Linked DNA regions of Homo sapiens: region 1 is linked to region 2. Evidence: chromatin loops called from intact Hi-C (ENCODE). Cell type or tissue: A673. All regions are shown on one strand. Each heading gives the region's core, and the rest is flanking DNA. Links, peaks and the distances in the headings are about the cores only. Region 1 has its middle 230 kb from the start of FAM47A. Region 2 has its middle 79 kb from the start of TMEM47.

Region 1 (2,924 bases), core at 95-2,594, 210 kb after region 2:
TTTTCAAATTATCAGCTCTTTGTTTCATTTATCTTTTGTATTTTTTGAGAAAACATTATTATTTATTATATATGTGAATTAAAGAAGTGAGGGACTTTATACGGTGGCATCAGATATTAAAATCTATGTTCTCACATTAGAAGTTAAAAAGATGCCTTAGGCAAGTTTTAGTTAGACATAGTTGTTATTTCTTTTGTAATCCAACACATGTCCTGTTGCTTCTGATTTGCTTCCAGGTATTATGCAGTGATCTTACATCAGCATTGTCTATGATGGGATGGCAACTTTTTTTTAAGGAAGTTAATAAAAGAAAATATTTAGTCTTTTTCATTATTTTTTATTTTTATTTTTATTTATTTTATTTTTTTGAGACCGAGTCTTTCACCGTCACCCTGGCTGGAGTGCAATGGCACAATCTCGGCTTACTGCATCCTCTGCCTCCCAGTTCAAGCAATCTCCTGCCTCAGCCTCCCGAGTAGCTGGGATTACAGGTGCCTGCCACCATGCGCGGCTAATTTTCTGTATTTTTTAGTAGACACGGGGTTTCACTATGTTGGCCAGGCTGGTCTCAAACTCCTGACCTCGTGATCTGCCTGCCTCGGCCTCCCAAAGTGCTGGGATTACAGGTGTGAGCCACCACGCCCGGCCCCCATTATTTTTTTTAATTGCTTACAATTCAGACATAAAACCTAGAAATACTTCCTAGGCTGTATTTCTCCAGTGACTTCATCAGTTCACTTCAGCAATCCAGGCTTGCTCTGATTGATAGTGTTCTGTTCAGTTCCTTTGTTAATCATCAGTTTTTCTTTTCTGAACCCATGCATAAGGTCTTGTAAAACTATTTATAGAAAACAAAAATTATATATTTAAATCTGAACTGAAAATGTATGCCACTCTTTTTTGAGCAGCAGTATGGTTGCTATGTAGCCCTATTAAATATCCTAACTGATAGCAGTAGTAAATTTAGGTGAAGGGTTTTGAATGTAGCCATTTTATTCCAAAATTCACATGTGTTATCACAGAAATAACACTGCAAAGACACAATTCTTAGCTATGTTCCTATTACCACCAAGCCAATTATTTTCTTCTTTTTTTTTTTTTTTTTTTGAGATAAGGTATCAGGCCATCATTCAGGCTGGAGTGCAGTGGTGTGATCATGGCTCACTGCAGCCTCCACTACCTGGACTCAAGTGATCCTCCCACCTCAGCCTCCCAAGTAGGTGGGACTACAGGCATGAGCTACCAAACCTGGCTAATTTTTGTATTTTTTGTAGAGATGGGGTTTCGCCATGTTGCCCAAGCTGGTCTCAAACTCCTGGCCTCAAGAAATACTCCTGTCTCAACCTCCCAAAGTCCTGGTAATACAGGCGTGACCCACTATGCCCAGCCCAAGTCATTTCCATTTGTATATGTGGGATATAGGACTCGTACATCTTTAACCTTCTGGGTGGTACTGACCTTCGAGTAGCTAATATTATACTCAGGTATACTTTCCTCAAATTAAGTCTCCCCATCTTACCAGTGCCTTCTCAAAAGTTGTTAAATGTTGTATGGTTTCTGGATACATTTTAACTCAGTAGGATGAAGTAACTTAATCATGGAACACCGAATGTGTACTCTGAGCACCATCCAGTGGCCAAAGCATATACGGGAAATAATTTGTGTATGTTATTTGGGGATTGGCTGTTACGAAAGCTGGAGGAAGAAAAATGCTATCTGCTGAAGTAAAACCAATCTTAATTTGGGATTAAAATACCTGAAACAATCACAGAATACCTGAAAACAAGTTCTCAAAGTCTTCATTTCAAAGTCCCATCAGTGACACTGAACTTAAGCAAAGAAAGAAGGGCAAATACAGAAGATAGAATCAGAAAGAAAGGGGAGAAAAGGTAAAATGCATGTGGAGGAGGGCTTAAGTGAGGTGAAGGAGGAACAAGAAGAAAAGAAGAGGAAATGAAATAAATTAAGGACAAATGTAATGAAAGCACTTTCATGAGTGACAGTATAAATGTATGAAGAGGAGAAAAATAATTACACTTCTTAATAACTGTCAGGTTTCAATTACTGTGTACATTAACCTTAATTTAAGTTTCACAGTTACCTAATGGGGTATGTATCATCATCCTACTTAAAAGACAAAAAAAAAGGGAACACATAAGCCTTAGGGAAATGCTTTAAGACACCTAACTCGCTTTGACCTGATTGTAACATTTAATCTCTTTCTTTAACCTGTACCAGAATATCACTAAAAGAAACCTTTCAACTGTAGTAAAACAGCAGTTCTTAAACTCAACTGCACACTGGAATTACCAGGGAAGTTTTAAAAATAGTAACGCCTGGGTCTCACTGAAAGAGGTTTTGATTTAGTTGGTCTGGGGGCTATGTACTGATAAACTGGATTTTTACTTCTCGCTGGGTGATTCTCATGTATACTAAAGTTTGAGGATGACTCTTCTTAAATACTTGACTTCCTTGTCCACCTCTTGCTAGATGTATAATTCAGCAGGTTCCTAAAAACTTTTAACAATTTCATTAACATTAGATCTTTTAATTTAAAATTTCCAGTGCAACTAATTGAATAACTTTACGAAAGAGATTCTCTTGCAGATCATTCATGTCAGAAAGTTTGTAATCTTTTCATAGTTCTCTTTGCACCAAAATGCATTTCTATTTTTTCTATTTAACTTTATTTTTAAATTGACAGGTAAAATTGTATGCGTTTATGGTGTACAACACGATGCTTTGAAATATGCATGCTTTTGAGAAGAATTAACAGGAATTAATGTGGTTGGCGATTCTCTCTCCTTTTCTCGTATATGGAGGCCACTCCTTCAATACTATTTTTATATTTGGTAAAGTGAACTGTATCTTTATCATTACAAGAAACAGAAGACACCATCTATGTTTCTTTTAGGACTGTTTTC
Region 2 (2,924 bases), core at 157-2,656:
TGCCATTTTGCAGCACAAATTTTAAGAGTGAATGTGTGGTTCACCATATCTTTTTTTTTCTTCCTGCCTCAATGTATAGCAGAGTTGCAGCTGCTAGGTATGTAGAATGACTGAGCCTCTGAGATATTTAGGTTGTTTGTCACTGCAGCATAGCATAACCCATCCTGACTTATGCAAGTTATTGGGCATTAATATTAGTAGAAACTGAATTTGGGGAAACTGAGGAAGAAGGAAAAGAAGCAATGGCTTTCAAAATGGGCATATCAAGGTTTTTTGAGCAGGTAAAAGAATCAGGCTGTAGAAATGGAGAAAGAAGAAAATAAAGCTTTGGCAATAGCTCCACTGTTGGAATCCACACCTTGAGACTATAGTGAATGATCACAGCTCTCAAGATTATCCTGGAACAGTCACTGCCATATGTTTTCTCTGAGCTCAAAGGGTTTCAGCTACTTTCTTATGGTCTCACAACTAGTAAGTCCAGACTCGAAACACATTGCTTTCAATTCTATTACACTGTCATCTAAACACAGAACATGAGCACCTGACTAAGTGTGGCAACTGCTCAGAGCTCCATTGGAAATTGGAGAGAGAACCTGATAGGGGGAGTGCAGTTAGCTAACAGCCTCCAGCTGCAGTGCCTTTAGGATTTGGGATTCAGTGTAGGCATTTGAGCCAAGGATACACTCTCCCCAGGAAGTCCCCAGCCAATGACTGAGCATGGAAAAGGAATTTGGGTCTGGCCATTTCTGCCCAATGCACTGTCTCCTATGGGCAATCTTTACGCTAGAGCTCTCCATTCTATTGCCAAGACCTTCTCAGAGCTGCACTGTGCTCTGAGGCTCTTCCTATCCCCTCCTCCTACTTTCCCCCTTCTCCATTCACAGGAGGGGGTCAGAACAACATTATTGTCAGAAGATTTTTCTGACCTACTCTTGGCCCCTTCCCCCTTATCTTACATAGGTGTCATCTGTTAAAAAAAAGTATTCTGACATTTGTAAAAAGGTAAGGATGACTTCATTTGGGAACACTATTGCAATAGATGTTAACACTACCATAATAGGGGAGAGAGATTAAGCTCAACTCCTAATACAGTAGATAACTGGGGATTTATAGCCAATGAGCAGAATGAGGGGCATCAGAGGATGGAAAGTTAGGAAGAGGAAACATCAAGGGTAGGGTCATTTTTGCTAAACCAACTTAACAGGATTCTTGCTGAAGTCAGGCCAGGATAATCTGATATCAAGGCATTCTTACTACACTGCCTCAGCAGGATTCTTGCTAAACCTGGGCTAGGCAGTCCAAAGACAGGGCCTAGTTGAAAAGAGGGCTCAGAGAAGGCTGTCTAAAGTTTGGCCAAGGAAGCAGTCTTTGTCACGCCCCAATAAATCTCTTATACTCCTTATTCCATCTTGGCATCTACTTTGTGAGCCCTTGAACTGACACACTTAGGTGAACTGGAAAATTTGATTAACACTATGTAGAGTGGCAAAATATGTACACCTTTATGCCAATATTATTATGGCTTGAAGAATAACGTTTCTCCTGCTTAAAAAAATAAAAATGGTTAGAGATTTGAGTTCTGGTAAAATGCTGCCATCTATGGGCGATTTCTCTTTTGTTAAGCACTGAAGGTAGGAATTCATACAGATTGTCTTATTTAATGCTCATACAACATTGCAAGTTAGATTATATGATTATTTTTATTTTATACATAAGGAAACTAAAGCTGAAGTGAAATTAATTGTATAAGATGATCCTTATAATAAATAGCAGAGACAAAATTCAGGGCCAGATCTGTCATAATTATTTATTTATTTATTTATTCATTTATTTATTTATTTTTATTTTATTTTTTTTGAGACAGAGTCTCACTCAGCCACCCAGGCTGAAGTGAAGTGGCACAATCTTGGCTCACTGCAACCCCCGCCTCCCGGGTTCAAGCGATTCTCCTACCTCAGACTCCTGAGTAGCTGGGATTACAGGCGCGCGCCACCATGCCCGGCTAATTTTTGTATTTTTAGTAGATGGGATTTCAACATGTTGGTGAGGCTGGTCTCAAACTCCTGATCTCGTGATCCCTCTGTCTCGGCCTTCTGAAGTGCTGGGATTATAGGTATAAGCCACCGTGCCCAGCCAGATCTGTCATGTTCTAAACTGTCACTATTTACTCAGGGTCAAACTGCTAGCTGATAAACTACTGTTATGCAGTTTTGCTGTGTGTTGGGAAAGAGGTGTAATATTTGGAGTTTGATTTGTTGTAGGAAAAAGTTGAAGGACATAAGAGATTTTGTATTAAATTGTGAATATAACATTTTATGCACACTTTTCCCATGGTTATGCCAAGCGCCTGGGGTGTAAAACCTGTTAGGCTCAAATGGATGGTTTCAATTTGTGTGTACATCTCTTTGGATGAGGAGTTCTATGGCTAACAGAAATCTGAGAACTGTAGAATACAGTAGAAAACAGAAAAAAATAAATGGTTCTAAATTCAACTTATATTCATAATATTAATTTTATCTCTTCTGAAAAAATAAGAATCTGAGAAAGTTTGGTCATGGACCCAGATTGTGACTCTCAGCTCTCTAGACTACTTCAGTAACTGCTTACACCAAATACCATTCCTACTTATGTACCTTCTCCTTTGTAGTACCTGTTTTAGCCAGCAGTGAACACTGGAGAAAGCTGGTGATTTATTGTGTAATGGAAATTAAATAAGGAAGCAGCAAGTTAAGAGATAATGTCAATAGTCTAAATGGTATTGTTTAGTTTTTGTTTTTCTCTGAACTCTGACTCTGAACCCATTGATTCTTCATGTGACTTATCCCAGTTATGCTGCCTTAGCCTGAGTCATGAATGGATTGATTCTTTATCTTACAAAATGAATATTGAGCTCTGTAGTAGATATTATCATTACTGTGCCAGAT

The links. Hi-C counts contacts between places; a loop is a spot of excess contacts. Peaks named below come from ENCODE experiments on the same cell type or tissue, not always from the same donor. Only the 100,000 strongest peaks of a DNase experiment are listed, where the experiment ranks them.
Region 1: a loop joins it to region 2, with 4 times the contacts of the local background. A loop is called at or near these places in 3 of 110 quality-filtered maps.

What each region holds. Positions count from the first base shown.
Region 1 is chrX:34,364,376-34,367,299 of GRCh38, reverse strand. No RefSeq gene overlaps it. Among named protein-coding and RNA genes, the nearest start is that of FAM47A, 230 kb to the right of the region's middle. In A673, for the core only: a CTCF peak has its summit at 1,631 (motif pointing left); a DNase peak (open chromatin) is centred at 1,629.
Region 2 is chrX:34,577,099-34,580,022 of GRCh38, reverse strand. No RefSeq gene overlaps it. Among named protein-coding and RNA genes, the nearest start is that of TMEM47, 79 kb to the left of the region's middle. In A673, for the core only: a CTCF peak has its summit at 1,604 (motif pointing left); a DNase peak (open chromatin) is centred at 1,602; H3K27ac peaks cover 712 bases.